2 separate regions of the Mus musculus genome follow, and region 1 is linked to region 2. A link is a loop called in an ENCODE intact Hi-C map of the cell type or tissue named here. Cell type or tissue: left cerebral cortex. All regions are shown on one strand. Links, peaks and the distances in the headings refer to the core of each region. The heading gives the core; the rest is flanking DNA. Region 1 has its middle 100 kb from the start of Gm23195. Region 2 overlaps Cep128 (centrosomal protein 128).

Region 1 (9,053 bases), core at 872-8,871, 400 kb before region 2:
GTTAAAACTAAAATGTATATAATCTACAAAAGATAAAAACTAGCAAAAGATCTTTATTTATGAAATCAAATTTGCTTATACTCTTTGTGTTAGAAATCTTTATAGTATTAACCTTACGGACATTTATAATGAGAAACCAACCACAGGATCATAATTTCCAACTCAAAGGATATTACAAAAATTGTGATCGTCTCCCTTCTTTGACCTCTGGATACCCTATACAAATAGGGAGTCAGTGTCTCAGACTCAATAGATTTCCGATTCTTCCCCCTTTACCCAGCAACTCTAGAGGAAGATTTGTCAATTCTGTGATGGTTGAGGTTGATATTTCTGCCTCTGATATTTCAGGCTCAAGACCAATGTGGGTTAAAGCAGCACAATCTTGAATTCCATGCTTTGTTCCCGAATTAGGATTTAATATCAATTATACATCTTCTCTGCTTATTTGAGACAGCATTACCCTGTGTAGCCCAGGCTGTCCTTGAACTTGCAATGATCTTTTTGCCTCAGATCTTTTAGGTGATTCTATGAACTTCCTAAGATCCCATCCAACATCATCTTTTTTGGAGTATGTCATCTGATAATCATAACTCATGAATTTTGAATTTACAAAGTATCCATTTTTGCATGCATCTCTATGCCACACAGTCCTGCAAATAGTTATGGCACATGCTTATAGTTAGGCTGTCTGAGTTTCTAAAAACATAAGTGGCCCCCATTCCTCAGCCTCCTCTCCTATTCCTAGCACCACCCATTGCTTCTAGTCAGCTCTTCTTCACTGGTACCACAGTTAGTCCTTCAGCAATATTGGCTGGGTGTCTGCCTGGTGATAGGCACTGTTTGTACCCTGCGAAGATAACAATGAACAGCAACGACAGAGCTGCCTGTTCTCACAGATGAGACCCATCCCTTCCTCCCTTTTTTGCTCACCCCACACTCCCAGTGTGCTGTGAGCAGTGTGTGTAAGTACACTCATACTGGCTTACCATGGGTCCAAAACAACAGGACCAATCCACCATGAACTAAAACTTCCGTCTTAGTAGTTGATTATCTCCGGTATTTTGTTATGGCAACAAAAAGCTGACTCACACACTTGATATCTAGCTTATCATTATGTGACACAATCCTGTTCTCATCCCCTCCAAACAGTAGTTTTAAGTAAGGCAGTCTTTCATCTTTTCAATCTTTCAAATCTTTCAAAATGTGGAGCTCTGGTAAGCAAATCTCTCTAACTTAAAGGTTCCACACAGATGCCAGCAAGACTCTGCCTCCCTGAGGACTTTCGCACTTACTGGCAGCTGAACTGCCCCTATGTTCCACAGATACATCCCTTGTTGGACTATACATCTTTTCCACAAACTTAAACAGCTATAAAATGCCCACCCATACTCTCCACCCTTCTAGTCATTCAGCCAAATGGGCAGGTCCAACAGCTTAGACTTTTGAGCTGATACTTAGGCCTGCTCTGGCCATTAGGCTATATTTCCTGAGCTTGGAACTTTCCTCTGAAACAGAGCCCATACCTATGGGCATAGACAGAAATCCAAATGGGATAATCATTCAAACTCAAGAATCCAGAGAAAACCCATTAATGGTTCGCTTGCCTTTTCCAAGTTTTTAATAGTCTGTCTTATAAATTTAGCATTATGACCATGAGTAGCTATTAAATCTTTACATTTTTATATTATGATATAGAAGGGATAGCAATACTTTATTTCATTGAATTAAATTAAACCATCTAAGCATGCAAAGTATGATGTAATCAATACATTTTATGTTGTCTCGAAGAGACATTATCCTTAAGTTCAGGTCTCTAAGAACTAGAGTAGAGTCATTGATCAAAAGTAGTGGCCTCAATGTCAAGAGATGGGTGCTCTGAGGTCACAGCTGAGGATTATTGGCAGCAAACCACAGGCACGTAGGTCTGCCATTTAGAGTCACTCTGAACTGAGCAAAAATTGGGCCATAGGCCCAGCATCTCTCTAGGACTCTGAAATGAGCCAATCAGTCCCAACCCATTGCATATATATTTTTTAAGTGATAAATAGCAAGCTACTAATCTTCTGAACTATGGTAATGGGACAGGCTCCAGAATCCAAAAATATACCTGAAAATGAAAGCATCTACTTTCAGTCTTTCCCTTCCCACGTCATCAAATTGCTGGAACAGCACCAAGTGTCCGCTGCCATACAAGGAAGGAATAAATACGGCATTGTCACAAAGAAAGCAAAGAGGAGCCGTATGGATAGATTCATATTGTGACAGATGTGAGTAGTTCAGAATCCCAGGTGTAAAGTCCAAAAGAGCCATCTTAGAGCAATTGGATCAATGTCAGATTTGGGGGTGGGGAAAGTGGATTGAGAAAGGCTTTACTGAAGGGGTTCATAAGTGTAACCTTGCCGGCTTTAACAATGCTCATGTTTGAGAAGTAATCATAGTAGACATACTACTAACACAGGAAGGAACCACGGGGTTAGTGCTGTTGCTAGCAGAAGACTAGCCCTGTCAGAAAGAAAGATTTTGATGTTGGAACTGAGATAAAATGATAATTGGATAAACCATTTTCTGTTGTGAAGATTCGCTCATCCTGACATAAAGCCTTAAGCATAAAGAACTAGTACACAAGTTGTCTTAGATGCAATGCTTGATTTAAAGCAAGGCTCCTCAAAGTCAAGCTAGCTGGAGACTGTGGGGTAAATAGAACATGTCAGGTACAAGGAAAGAATTAAGAAGGTATGGGATAGATGGCTAGAAATGGAGATGTCTTTCTTTTGTGTCCATTAAATGAATAACTCAGGGTTGTCTACTGTGCTTATGTGACACACATGCAAAAAACACAAAGAAAGACTCCTATAGTAAGAGTAGGAAGAAGTAAGAAAGACATACTGCTTTAGGCAATGTTGAAATGAAGAATAACTTTGCTTGTAGGGTAGCCACATTGGTTGAACATAAAATCTCTTACTTGTTCTGAATGCAGAAACATATGTCTACAATAATGATTTTTCCATACAGATAACTTGAATAACTATTGGGAGCTTAAGTTTTCAGTGCATACTAATAATTAACTTATTTGTTGGATTTATTAGACTAAGATTCTTTACGTTAAGGGGAGCTGAGCAACCACCATGCAAATTATTAAATCAATGATGCGACTTTTCTTCTGTGACTTTAGCTAAGTTTACTGGTTCAGGATAGTCACATGTCTAGTGTGGGAACAAATGGAAGGTTAGAGTCTTGAACTGCAAAAGATGGTGGCATTTGTTTGTCTGTGTAAAGAGTGGCCTCTTTGGACACAGAAACAGGATTTCATTCCAACACAATGAAGATTATTATTAAACAGATATATTATTTTGTGTTGACAGAAATATTCTACTTGGCACATGAGGCCACCATTTTATTGATCACCCACTGTTTCTTGTCACATTTAGGAAAAAGACAAGAGCAGACAATGAGTGTAGAAATACATTTATGCAAAGTATCTTTTCAGGATGTATTTGACATGGCTTTCATCTCTTGAGGGCTTGAGGGCTTATTGTTTTAATGAATAAATGAAGCTATCTTTCAAAAATGAGGCACTTGGAACACTACACTTAGAGACTGAGAAAGAATAAACTTTGCCAAATACAAAATAAATAATAATAAAGATGATCACATCTAATATTTTCTTATCTTTTCACTTTCGACCCGAAATGTTACTAAATGCTTTCAAAGCCTTATGAACAATGGCCAACTCCTTTCCTATCCTCATAAATATCTTTGCTGATTTATGTCCTGAAATATTACAAATATTTTTTTAAATTCATAAATCTCTGAGAACTGCCTAGCCCTATTGATTTTGTGAAGATGTTCTTGCTTGGCTGAATTTAATTTAAATGTAGCACTTTGTTACTGCTTCAAGAGGATGACAGTCATTTCTAACAAGCACAAATTATTCAGAGCATGACCCCGAATGCTGTATTTCAACTAGCAAAAGAAAACAAGCTATCCTGTAACCTACTTCACATTGCAGGAAGAGAAGCTCTATGAAAAGAAAGCTGAAAAAGGGCAACCTGACCCAGAGAGAGTTGTCCTCACCGGGGCACTCCTCCCAGCTGCTCTGGGTCTCTGGATAGGCCAGTTGCACAAATACAAGAAGATCAGGCCAGCATCCTGGAAGGGGGAGGGGACTTGGTATCACCCTCCTTGGCTAGCCGCTGCCAAGTTCTAGTTAGCCCAGTTACAGTAAAGCCATTGTGAACTCTTTAGTGGAGCAACCCTCAAATCTACATGGCATTCACGATTTTTTTTTTTATGGCTATGGCCACAGCCAGTAACTGCAATTTAGCGGCTGACACATTACCATGAAAGGGGGTGGGCAAAGGCTCGAGAGCAATGGATTTTTACAGCAATAGGAAATAGAACACATTTGTGCACTTGCCAGCTCCTTTGCATTTGTGAAGATGAAATGCCCCCTAGATCAAAGTGACAAAGTAGTTAGGATATTCACGGGACAGGGGACAAAAGGAGTTCATCCACTGCCAAAAACCAGCCTTCTGTGGAGTATTTACAAGTTTAATAACAGTACTTACATGAGAAGTGGAACGCAGGAAGACGACCTGAATGTGTCCACAGCTTACCGGGAGCTAGTCCTTCCCCTTCTTCTGGGCAAGCGGGTGGTTGCAAGGTCTGCCCTGTTCACTCAATCAGCTGTCACACATATGTTGAACATCTACCCCAGGGCACTGTGCTAGGAATCTTAAGGGGCATAAATATGCCAAATTAAAGCTCTAGGCTGAAGGAGCCTGCAACAGCTCTGTGGAGATGATAGCACACACGCACATAGCAAGGCCTCAGATCTGCTGTGCAACACTTGTAGAAATAGAGAGAACTGGGTTTGTGAATTCGCCTAACAATCTCCTCAAGGAGGAAAAACCTAAAAGCTGAGGTTAAAGGGAAGGTTTTGTTTGTTTGTTTGTTTGTTTTGTTTTGTTTTGTTTTGTTTTGTTTTGTAAGAATTCTCCTTAGTTCTGTGCCTCCCTCGCCACTTGTCCTTGCTGCCTAACAGGGAAGTTGGAGGAAATTCCTTTCTTCCATGCCAAATGAAAGACCTTGCAAGATAACTACTCTGGGAACTGAACATGGATATCTCTAGAGTTTCTAAAGGATACTGGGTCAGATACAAGCCAGTTCTACAAAAAAGTATCAGATATATCTGGTTTTTCTAGGGGTTCTCTAGAATAACAGAACTGATACAATAATAGGGTATGTGTGTGTGTGTGTGTGTCTATAAGAAAGAGAGGGGGGGGGAGTTGAAGGGAGATTTTATTTACTAAATTTGCTGAAATGGCATAGTCCAGAAGAAAACTGCCAGTAGAAGTTTTCATACTGGGGAGGCTAAGAACCCAGTCACTGCTCAAATCTATAAGGTCAAAATTGGACTCTGCTGGTCCAACTTGGCACTAAAGGCCTGCAGGGTTCCCAAAGAGATGTTGGTCTTCTTCTATCCACATTGAAAGGCCACAGAAGCTGAATTTTTATGTCGGGGAAGCATGGCTGCACCAAAAACAGAGCAGATGGACTCACATGGAAGAAGGAAATGAAAAAAGGCAAAAGCAACAGCTTTTGCTTCAGACTTCCTTCTGCCTGGCCACCAATAGAAGATGCCACTCACTCTGGTGGAGGGTCTTCCTCCTGCTATCAATCCATCTAGAAAACACCTTTGCAGACCTGTCCAGAGCCCCCTTCGTTGATTTAAGACCCAGAAAAATTACTTAGTGAGATTCCCCAAGTACAAGTACTCAAGTAGAATCTGCAGAAAGCACACCACAATGGGTCTGATATGGGATTAGGCAGACTAGGTGCCCATGTTGCTGGGAGAAACAAGGGACCACGCATGCATAGGGGAGATGCTAGAGGGGTGGGGCAGGAGAAGAGGGGCGCACCCTCTTAGAGGCAAAGGAGAGGGGAGATGGGATGCTGGGTTTGTGGAGGGGAGACAGGGAAGGGGGACAACATATGAAATGTAAATAACTAAAATAACCAATAAAAATGCAGACTTATATTTCATCCAAATAAACCTGGATCCCTTGATTAAATGTGAGACCCATTAAGAGCAGCGGGAGAATTAAAGAAATTTTTGTCTGATTCTTTGGAGACATTGGGATGGGTTGGGTTTAGCGGTAGGAGAGACTGAGCTAAGTTCTCTGGTTGTTAGTCTGCTTGTCAGGAAGAAGGGTACAGACATGCAGAGGACCAAGGATATGCCCAGACTCCATATCTCTACCTCATCTCTATACCTTATGTCTAAGTTTCTCTCTCCACTTCGTTGTTTTCCCCAGTTCTTTGACTACTGACTCAGGCAATGCTCAATAGAGCCCTCTCAAGGTGAAGGCCATAGACAAGTTTGGGGACATAAAGTGCACACCAAACATTATGTAGTACTGCATTCTGTCATGAGACTTGAAGAAGTGTCTCTCACTCATTAGTACACACTGATTTGCAGTAGTGACAGTAGGGGAATTGTTACTGCCATCCTCCTCTTCTCCAAAAAGGCTATGCAATTACGCTGCCTTAAATTGGAGGCAAGAAAAAGTGCGGGGTCACATGTAGACTCAGACACACATAGTCACACACAGGGAAAACAGTAAACAGCCCCATGCATCCCACATAGGAGGCAGATGGTACTACAGCTATTTAATTATTACACTTTACATATTTGCTGCACACACACACAGACGCACATGTGTGTACCTCTGTGTGTGTGTGTGTGTGTGTGTGTGTGTGTGTGCGCGTGCGTGCGTGTGTGTGTGCATGTACACATGTGCCATGGTACACTTGTGGAGACAAGAGAACAATTTTTAGGAATTGCTGTCCTCCTTCGGCCATGTGTGTCCCAGGGGATTAAACTCATGTGGTAAGTTTTATTGGGCAGTGCCTAACCCAATCAGTTATCTCAACAGCTTAAATGCCTCTATCTCAAACAATCTTATTTGGGACTGCTAGTAGCTCTTCCTCAACCAAAACAAAACAAAAAAACAAGGTAACTTTAAAAACTACAAAACTGTTTTTTTCACATGCTGTGATGTCATACCATGTTTCAAAAGTCAACTGACTAAGTCGAGGGAACTTTATGAAAGTACCATTGATGTTCATACCAACTCTACCTAAAAACCTATCATCTCTACTCCTCGGTTTTTCCTAAACACACACATAAATCATAGGCAGTAGTTGCCCTCTCAAGATGCAATGTAAAGGAAAAGACCATGAGGCTTTCTGAGTTTCTGCATCAGAAGTCTTCTGGAGGGATTTTACTCGCAGTTGGTGCTAAATTGAGTCCACACCTTTGTAGGAATGTTCCAGCCCCACATCAGTGCTTGCAGACCTAGAGAGAGAGCGAGAGTCTGGGCAGAAGTGGCTGCAAAGGGAATCTCTTCCAGTTCTGAGCACGTCCCTTCATTTGAACCCAACAACTCGAGCAAAACACCTGGGTCTCTCTCTGTCCATTGTTCTTTCAACCGGCAAAAAGCAATTTTTTCCATAACATGAATAATATAAAAAGATATGTACTAATGAGATTTGCGCAATATTGGAAAGAAGGATTATGAATAGGCAATTACACTTTTAGGAGATTTACAGATTTCAACCAGTTAAGCCCCAGGGGGTGATTATCTTATTAGTCAAAATAAATATAGACTAGAATGGGCGTGACCAGTGAATCCCACTTTTGCCAAAAACTTGCAAAAAAAAAAAAAAAAAAAAAAAAACAAGCTCTGAATCCAGAGCATGCAGAGTGAGTGTTACCTATCTTGGTTTCATACACCTCAAAAGAGAGGAACACCTGGCTTTGCAGGCTCCCATTTCACAGCCACTTGCGTGGTTCGCCATGTTGCCAGGCTCTCAAACAAACTGCAGTGTCTCATTTCCCATCCCAGGCTGCCACTTCACCAAGTACTTCATGTTCTTTCTGCCCTTCTGAAATGAGTGAGTTACCTTTGCCTGGGGCCCAGTCTGTGGCTGACTTCTCTGTCTGTCTCTGAAAATGAAGGGAACTTCATCCCTATATAATCCTAGGCGATGTGAGCAATTTTAGCCCAGACGACTTCAGGGAGATTAAACCTACTACTATCTTGGCTTCCTTTAGTTTCATCCTCAAAAATGGTTCTTGAGGGCAGGCTGGTGAGATGGCTTAGTGGATAAAGGCACCTGTCTCTAAGCCAGAAAATCTGAGTTCAATCCCTGTGATCTACACGGTGAAAGAGAGAACCATAGGCCACAAGTCGTCCTCTGACCACCACATGTGCACTGTCAAACACACACACACACACACACACACACACACACACCACACTTTTAAATGGGACTTGAGGAAAGCCAGTTAAAGCTAGGAATGGCTGGAGAATAATTCACTGGAATTGAACAAAAGCAGCCGCATGAAACAGTCCAAGACTCTTCCATCAAGAGGGACTTAACATTGAAAATGCTCCTTTTATGTACTTGGCTCTAGTCTCTCTTTCCCAGTATCAAAAATCCCAACTCTCTCAACAGCTCCATAATGCAGATACTACCTTCAGAATGGGCCCTAGAAGTATAAAGACATGAAATTGGAGCCCAGGAGATGGCTCTGTGGGTGAAGCACACAAGGGTGAGGACCGGAGTGATGATCCAGGAGTGGAGGCAGAGTGATGGTCTGCCTATGATATCAGTGCTCAGAAGACAGTCAAGGGGTCCTTACAGGGAGCTGAATCAGTAAGCTCTGAGTTAAAGTACTGTATGTGGTGAAGAGCAATGAAAGAAGATGCTCGACATCAACCTTGGGTCTGCACACACACACACACACACACACACACACAAAGTCTAGCCTTTTAACAACGGCTGAGTCATCGTTCCAGCCACACAGATATTTTTTTAAAGTTAATTGTATGGGTTAGAATATTGGAATGAAGACTCAAAACCAAACAGCCTGATCAATAACCATACAGTTGAACTCAGTTATATCTAAATTCCAGTGTTATATGAGCCATTCATATTCTTTCACTTAGCCCTTACAACCCCACAAACATGATGGCATTATCATG
Region 2 (9,053 bases), core at 426-8,425:
ATCCATTCTTCTGTGGTAGGACACCTGGGTTGTTTCCAGCTTCTGGCTATCACAAACAAGGCCACTATGAACATAGTGGAACACTTGCCCCTGTGGCATGGTGGGCCATCTTTTGGGTATATTCCCAAGAGCGGTATAGCTGGGTCTTCAGGTAGATCTACTTCCAATTTTCTGAGGAACCTCAAGATTGATTTCCAGAGTGTTTGTACCAGCTTGCAATCCCACAGTCACACCTCTGACCCATAACTGTTCCTGTCTGAAAGAATTAAAGGGATGGAAATGGAGAGAAGCCTGAAGAAAAGGTCCAGTAACAGGCCCAAAGTGGGATCCAGCTCAAGGGGAGGTCCCAAGGCCTGACACTATTACTGAGGCTATGGAGTGCTCACAAAAAGGGATCAATCATGGCTGCCCACTGAAAGACCCAGCAAGCAGCTAAAAGAGTCAGATGCAGATATTTGCACCCAACCAATGGACAGAAGCAGCTGACCCCTGTTGTTGAATTAGGGAAGGCTGAAAGAAGCTGAGGAGAAGGGCGATCCTATAGGAGGACCAGCAGTCTCAATTAACCTGGACCCCCATGATCTCCCAAACACTGGACCACCAAACAGACAGGATACACCAGCTGATATGAGGCCCCCAACACACATACAGTAGAGGACTTCCAGGTCTGTGTTCATCCAGAGATGAAGCACCTAACCCTCAAGAGACTGGAGGCCCCAGGGAGTTTAGTGGTCAGGTGGGGAGGAGGTGTGGGATATGGAGCAGTTGGAGGGTGGGAGGGGAGGGGCAGGGAATGGAATATGGAGTGTGAAAAATGAATTACAAGTAAAATTAAATTTAACAAAAAATCCCAGAGGTATGAATAACCAGAAGAGTGTTTAGATCCTATGAAGAGTTATTCCTAATGGAGTAGGAAGGAGGAAGTTATAACCACATTAATCAACCTTAGAAGACCTACCACACATACACACACACACACACACACACACACACACACATACACACACTCACACTTTTCAAACTTCTTAAAAAGTGTAAATTAATATATACTACAGAATTTTAGAGAAAGACATTTGAAATGAGGAAGTGGGAGGAGCAGAAGCCAGCATTTCATAACTAATAGATTGAATAAGGTTTTCTTAAAAACTAAAAGCCAGCTGGGCAGTGGTGGTGTACACCTTTAATCCCAGCACTTGGGAGGCAGATCTCTGAGTTCCAGGCTAGCCTGGTCTACAGAGTGAGTTCCTGGACAGAGAAAGAAAAAGAAAAAGTGAAGGCCTAAGAAAATTGGAACTTAACTGTCGTTCATATCAAAAAGAGGTGACAGGTATTCTGGGACAGCTTACACTACACACCAGCTCACAAAACTGCTCTGTTTAAGGAATCCAACAGCTGACAACAGCCATGCCGCAGCTTCTGAGCTGACAACACAGCTCTAAACTCTCAGCTTGTACCTTATCACTTCTATACACTAGGTCTGATCAGTGGAACATTTTAATATAGGCAGCATTTCCTAGGGCTTCAATGGCTTGCACACACTGTCTACGATGTTGGTGAACCACCATGACTCCCTGAATGGAAATGGAAATCTGTAACAAAGTTTATCCTAGAGTCTCCAAGACCTTTCCTGACTTTGCTCCGGAAGGTCTAGGGGAACTGTTTTACAATTAAAAAAAAAAAAAAAAATTAGAATTGTTTCAGAGCATAAGTGGGACCTGCTCATCATAAGCTGTGCCTAAGCTGGGGGTCAGACACCTTTGCAGGATAATGCCCCTAGGAGCTGAGCCCTGTTGTCCATCATTTCCTTTTTATCAGTGTGCTGACATTGACGACTCTTTCATAACCCTTGCTACGAACAGCACTTTCCTCTTTGCCAGAAAAAAATTAATAAAATAATCCATACGGTAACAAACACTGAAGAGCGAGAAAAACAATTACCATGAAGTAAACTGATAAGAGAAAGGGCAGTGGTGGGAATCAGAACCATGGCTGTCAGGATTTAAGTCCTCAAGCCGCGGAGCAAGAGTGTTCCACAAAGTAAGTAGCCAGTAAATAATCGAGGGGCACAACTCACACCCACAGAAACACTCCCCAGACCAATTGGAAAATACTAAGCCCCAGCAGAAATATGGGATCTCCCAAGCACAAGCGTTGCCACAAAGGGCCCAAAACAATAACGTTTTGCCCTCCGGTGTCCTCTACAGCCCGTGCATACCTAGAAATACTGCCTTACAAAATGTATGAAGAGGACCCAAAGGCAAGGCAGTATCATAGGTAATGTTAAACCCATGGCTGCCAACACAGCACCCAGGACATAGCATACGACAGTGCTCGCCAAATGAATATCATACTAAGTGGTACTCTGAGGATACTGGATACAGCATTCATTCTTTCAATCAATCATTCATTCATTCATTCATTCCATGAACACCTAGCTTGGACTTACTATTCCTCAGGCATTGTTATAGGAATTGAGATAGGACCATAAGCAGAAGCCATGAAGAGCCCACCCTCAAAGGCTGGTTAGGGGACAGAAAGGTGACAATAGTGGAAAAGTATTGTTAAAGAAAAAAGAAATAGCCGGGCGTGGTGGCACACCTTTGATCCCAGCACTTGGGAGACAGATAGAGACAGGCGGATTTCTGAGTTCGAGGCCAGCCTGGTCTACAGAGTGAGTTCCATGACAGTCAGGGCTACACAGAGAAACCCTGTCTCAAAAAACCAAAAAGAAAAAAGAAAAAAAAAAGAAAAAAGAAAAAAGAAATAAATGTAACAAACTCAGAAGGGAAGGAGGGCATTTTTCTTGGATAGTTACTAAAGGCTTTCTGAAGTAGCATTCGAAAGGAAAGGCAGGCATAAGCCACACAACTATTTCAAAAATCAACTTCATGTCTCTGAAAACAGGAAGTACAAAAGTCCAAAGGCAGAAAGTGCAGAGCATGCCCACAGAAGGGCAGAAGCCCAGCATACGTGACAGTGATGGCTCTGACTTCCCTGTGGGAACATGACTGAACTTGCAAAGGCCATCTCTCCACCATATGAGTTCAGGAGACCAAAATCAGGTTATCCCACTTTACACCGAGCATCTGTACCGCTAAGCCATCATGCTGGCCTGAGGTCACTGTAACTGTCCTACCATTCACGAGGGTGAGAATAACTGAACACTGCAGTGAGAAGAAACCAGGAACCAGATTCAAGGGACTTTTAGTGTGAGGCTTTTAAATTTGTTGTAACTGTGACAAAAGAAGAATGTGACATCATCTGCATGCCACGCAGGTGACAAAGAGGTAAGACTTGAGGCCAGCGGCCTTCTCTGTTTGCACAAGCAGAAGACAGCAGCAGAGGCAACAGTCAGTAGCAGTTACAAAGCCGATAGAGCCAACTTTCATAATTATTTTTAAATCAGAGTTGACAAGGTGTGAAGAATGAGAGAAAAACAGACAACAAAGACAGCAGACACTCAGTTCTCAACACTTAAAAGTGCATCTAACATCAGGATGATTATCCGTCTTCCTTAGAAGATGCATGGTCTGTTTCTTGTCTTTCTTTGGATGAAAGACACACAAAAATTAAGCTCCAGCGCCTTCTGAAGAAGCCCGTAGGTCAGAGGGGGCAAGAACGGGAGAGCAGAGCTGCGGGGCCCAAGTCTGTGCAGACACTGCGCTGTGAGCGTCAACATCAGTGTGACTTGATCCTCATCCAAGCGTGGCCGGAGAGGCCATGGAAACCTCATTCTCAGGTCACACGTTCTAAGCCTGTGTGCTTTCTCCCATCCCAGCTCCATCAATTGAGTAAAGAACCTTACAGCTCTGAACAGGGCTTGAAAGCTTCACCGCAAATGGACGATGATTACAAATAATTTGTTCCTCCCCTCCTGAGCAATAATTAGAACCTGTTTCAGTATGTGACAAAAAGAATTAACAGATCTTAATAATAGAAATCAATTAAATGCACTAAGCAGTAAACCATGTCTGTTTATCAAGGAAAAATGAGACTCACTGAAGGAAAATTGAACAGTGCTAATTACAGGAACAAAGGTAAATGGTACAAGGTACAAAAGGGGTCATGAGTAAGAGAAAGACACAATGTTAGGAAAAGGCTCGTGTGAGATGCGACTATAGAAAACAGGGGTGTCTAGGATGCTGGCTTAAAGCTCGGACACGTTAAAGTGGAAAAGAATCAGGAATATATATAAAATTAACTCTCATATCAAAAGCTGGTCTCCGCCTTTCTGCAACTAAACAGACTAACTCCTTCATAAAGGAAAGGATGGGAGGAGGCAGGGAGTGAGGGAAGCCTGGATCCGGAGTATTAAAGCAGCAACAAGTGAGCTCCAGACTCCACGTAGCATATGTAATCCCTGAATTTTTCCAAACAGTGTGAATCTATACAGTTTCAATTTTAAAATGACAAATAATGATATTGTTTTTAATTGTGAGACTGATGTCAAGGACAGTTTACAGAAATGCTAAGAGCTGGGATGTATAGTCTGTAGGGAATCCATCTTAAGCCAACCTGGAGCTTGAAGAAATAATGCCTACTGATGGTTCAATACTGACGACTAGTGGTCAAAAACAATACACCAAGTCCTTAGCCAGCGTTTATCCTACCACCGTTTTTTATCAACTAAATTTAAAACACTAGACACAAACGACATGAAAGTTTTCATTTGAAACATTCAGGAAAAAAAAGAAAAACACTAAGGAAAAGAACAGAACTGTATCCAAGGTCCCTTACGTTTTTATTCCGAAGCCCACATGGTGAGCACACGTCTGAAGTCTCAGCAAGATCAAGAACTCCAGATTAGCCTTGTTATGTGTTAAGACTGTCCATTATTTAGATAGTGTTCCAAAACAGAATCTACTTGGGATCTGCCGTTGAACTATAGAAGAAACAAGTCTTTGTGCCATCTTATCTACAATCTTGGAACTGAACGATCTCCCACAAATACTGTACCAAAGAGGTCTTACTTGTAGAATCCATATACCTGGGGTAACTCCATTCTAAGCTTTCAACTACTATGACATACTGAAATAGCAAACAATTCTCCTAATAGCATGAGACTTCAGATAGATGAGCGTCAATATAATGTCAGGTCTAGCAGCCTGCTATGGGGATCGTGTTATTTATATAATATTAAATTGTGGTTGATTATGTTCATAGGGTTCTAGCTCTGACATTGAACCATTTCATATTAAATCTCAATGAAGTAGAGTTCACCTTCGCCTGCTCTGGAAAAGCCTCTTAATGGAGATCGTCTCTCCCAAAGTGTTACATGCAGCAAGGATCATTTACATCTGAAAATAACGCTCATCTGCTCAGCAGCTGTTGGCAGCATAACAGCATACTACGTGAATGACCTGGTACTTGGAGTCCCAGGACAAGAGTAGACGGGAGTGACCTGGTGTTTGGCAGAGGAAACCACATTCTAGGGAAGAAGACATACAACCACACAAGCAAGCAAGCAGCGGCTACAGTTTGTGTAATATGCCATGGCACTCAAGAGTGAGGCACTGGGAGGCTATGTTAGAAAGAGAGGAAGTGTACAAAGTCCTACCTGATGATGGCAAGAACGTCAGGTTCGCTAAACTGGAATGTAAATGAATGAATGAATGCCCCGATAAGATAGGAAAAACCACTCTGGTTAAGGCAGCTTTGCAGAATAGCATATTCAAGTAGGTAAGCTTAAGTTTTTAGACTAAAGCTGGAAAGATGGCTCCGTTGGTCAGGTGCTCACATGAACATACAGACAGAGATACATTCCCTACAGCACTCAGAAGAAAGACGGGTTCAGCAGCACATGCCTATAGCTACCGATGAGGTCAGATTGGGATTTCCAGGGCTTGCTAGCTGACCAGACTCTTGAATGGGTCAGCTCTAAGTTCAGAAAGAGATCCTGTCTCCAAAACTAAAGTGGACAGTGATTAATGACACCTGAAACTCCCTTGGATCTCCAAATATACACACATGTGCAGGCACACCTGCATGTGCTTGCTCACGCGCGCACACACACAGACACACTCAAATGTACACACACTTTTTATCAAATGATTTTATTTATTTATATTCTAAATGTTGCCATGTACAGACATTGTTAAAAATGTGTAACATCCATTAAAGATGGAAACAATCTAAAACTGCAAAGTCATAATCTAAAACTGCAAAACAATCCATAGAAAAGGGTAGCAGGAAAAAAAGATGACAGATAATAACATTTCCAACATATCAATACGGCTGAACTTACCTAATGAGGTTGCTTTAAGGCCAGTGGTAAAGTTCTTATGAGGAAAGTGGGAAGAAAGATTAAAATAAAGAAAACAAAAAGCATGCACAAATACAGAAACCTTGATAGAAACTCACTAAGAGCCAGGCATGTGGTGCATGTCTTTAATCCCAACACTCACTCCAGAGATATAAGTACAAGGAGACAGCTCTCTGCGAGTTCAAGAAGAGAGCTACACAGTGAGACTCTGTCCAAAAACAACAACAACTATAATAAAAACAACCTACCACTATGTAAGCTTTTAAAAACAACTGACTGTGATATTAAAATATTCAAGAAACCACAAACACCAACTAAAAAAGGCAATACTGACAAAAATTACGGAGGTAAATTGAGCCTGATATATTAAATAGGAATACAGGAGAATAGAAACAAAATTGACAAATGAGACCTACACAATTTACATAAGTATCTGTGTCTCCTACAGATTCACACACAAAATGTTGGACCCAAGCAAGGGAGAAAATCAGGTACTGGTTTTATTGAGTCCTTAACCATGAGACCAAAACACCAAGGAACTAGGTCCAAATGCAAGTGACAATAAATTCCAAAAAAAAAAAAATTAAAAATACTTTGTTTTTTAAAGCTAGGTTTAAAAACTATGGTTGGCCAGTGGTGGCGCATGCCATTAATCTCAATACTTGGAAGGCAGAGGCAGGTGGGTCTCTGTGAGTCTGAGGCCAGACTGATCTACAGAGTAAGTTACAGGACAGCCAGAGCTACAGGGAAACCCTGTCTTGAGGGGAGGAAAAAAAAATATATATATATATACACACACACACACATACATACACACACACACACACACACACACACACACACACACACATACACACACACACATATGCATATAAAGAGATGCTGAAAATTCCAAACAGACATAGAGAAATTTGCAATAGTCACTATAATGGATTTAGAAGGAAAGTATCCTAAGAGAACAGCACATCAAAACATAGTTTGGTGATAAATTTAAAGTATTTATTTTTAAAGAAACACATTTAATGCCCAAGCCTAGAAAATAAAATGGAACAATCTTTTTAAAATAGAACAGGTCATAGGTCTTTTTTTCCATGAAAGTGGGAAAGGTATATCTAATAATACTAATGACTATAGCTGCTTTATAAATCAATACGCTGTATAAACCAAGTCTGCAGCCATCTAAACAAGAGCAGGAACAAATGACTTCATGCTCGCATTCTTACTAACATTAAAGAAATTGACATTTCTCCTAAACTGAACCAGAAAAAGTAAAGATGAACCCTATCCAAACTCTCTTTTTAAGGTTAATGTAACCTTGCTTCTTTTCTTTTTGTTTTTGTTTTCTTAACTGGAAATACATTTTTTCATAGAATATATTTTAATTACGGTCTTCCCTCCCCTAGTTCCTCGCAGATCCTCCGCAATGCCCTTCCACCCAAATCCACCCTTGTTTCCCCTTCTCTTATTAAAAAACAGACATCTAAATAATAATTTTTAAAAAGGTAAAAATAACAGAAGAAAAAGTGCCAAAGAAAAAGCACAAGAAACATATAGGCAGATAATACAAATGCAAAACTGGAAGCAATAATATATACACAAGAGACCTAAAGGTAAAGGAAAGCTGTGACAGAGCACCCTGAGACAAGACCCTCCAACCCTGCCACTGTGCTGCTTCCGTGTTGCTCGCCCTACTGCTGGGCACTGGGCCGGCCCTCAGGTATGGTTTGTATCCCCAGCAGGAGTCCACCGGACAAAGTCAGTTTTTCCTTTGGGAGCGGCTATCAATTGAAGGTTTGGGAATGGGGCTTGTGTTCTCTTGCCCTCTCAGCACTCAGACCTTCTCACGCTGCCAGTCTCTGTGAGTTCATACGTGCTTCAGTCCTGTCGTGTTTAGACGGCCTTGTTTCCTTGAGCCATCCATCCCTTCTGGCTCCCACAGTCTTTCCACCTTCTCCTCTGCAGAGTTCTGAGCCCTGAGGGGAAGGCTTTGATGAAGACAGCCCATGTAGGGCTACTCTCTGCACACTGTCCAGCTGTGGTTCTCTGTATTTGTTCTCATCTAGTGCAAGGGGAAGCTTCTCTGCTGATGAGTGAACAAGACACTGATCTATGAGTGCAGCAGAATGTCTTATGGCACAATTTGTTGCTACGTCCCTTCAGCAGAACAGTAGCATTTCGTTTTCCCCTACGTCCCTGGCCTATCCAGTCTCAGGTTCTTGATCACCTGTGCAGCATTGGCTACGGGGGTTCCATCTTGTGGTGTGAGCCTTAAATCCAATCAGATATTGGTTGCTTACTACACCAAGTTTTGTGCCACTATGACCAGTGTATTTACAGGCCACCATTGTAGATGGAAGATTTATAGTTTACTTTTCTCTTTTCCGAGTTCACTGTACCTGCCATTACTGGGAACACTAGTTACAAGGGGTGAAGTCTCAAGGCAGGCATCAGCTCAGCCTCTTGGTGTTCTGAGTTATGCCAGTGTTGTCTTCAGCAACAGAGCCTTATCAGTTTGTGAAGAACAATAGCCCGTGTTGGGGGTTTCCATGAGGCCCCTTTGGCCAACAACTCAATTAAATGGAACCCATTTCCAGCTATGGATGTTTTGTTTGGTAATAAGAGATATCAAGTTGGGGCTCCATCTCTCACATCATTGGGTCTGTTACATAGTGTATATATTCTAAGAATCTTCTGTATCAGTTCCATGTGACTCCTCAAATGGCCCTTAGTTTTAGCTGTTCCATCCCTTCCCCACCCCCAATGGAGGACAGTTTGATCCTCCATTCTAGCC

What was found. A loop is a pair of places that touch in the nucleus more often than their neighbours do. Peaks named below come from ENCODE experiments on the same cell type or tissue, not always from the same donor. Only the 100,000 strongest peaks of a DNase experiment are listed, where the experiment ranks them.
Region 1: it touches region 2 in a loop (2.3-fold over the local background); 6 of 42 quality-filtered maps call a loop at or near these places.

The regions. Positions count from the first base shown.
Region 1 is chr12:90,911,875-90,920,927 of GRCm38, forward strand. No RefSeq gene overlaps it. Among named protein-coding and RNA genes, the nearest start is that of Gm23195, 100 kb to the left of the region's middle. In left cerebral cortex, for the core only: no CTCF peak of the experiment used is centred there; a DNase peak (open chromatin) is centred at 4,277; H3K27ac peaks cover 776 bases.
Region 2 is chr12:91,309,849-91,318,901 of GRCm38, forward strand. All of the region lies in intron 10 of Cep128 (centrosomal protein 128), which reads right to left. Among named protein-coding and RNA genes, the nearest start is that of Cep128, 70 kb to the right of the region's middle. In left cerebral cortex, for the core only: a CTCF peak has its summit at 4,563; DNase peaks (open chromatin) are centred at 4,319 and 4,547.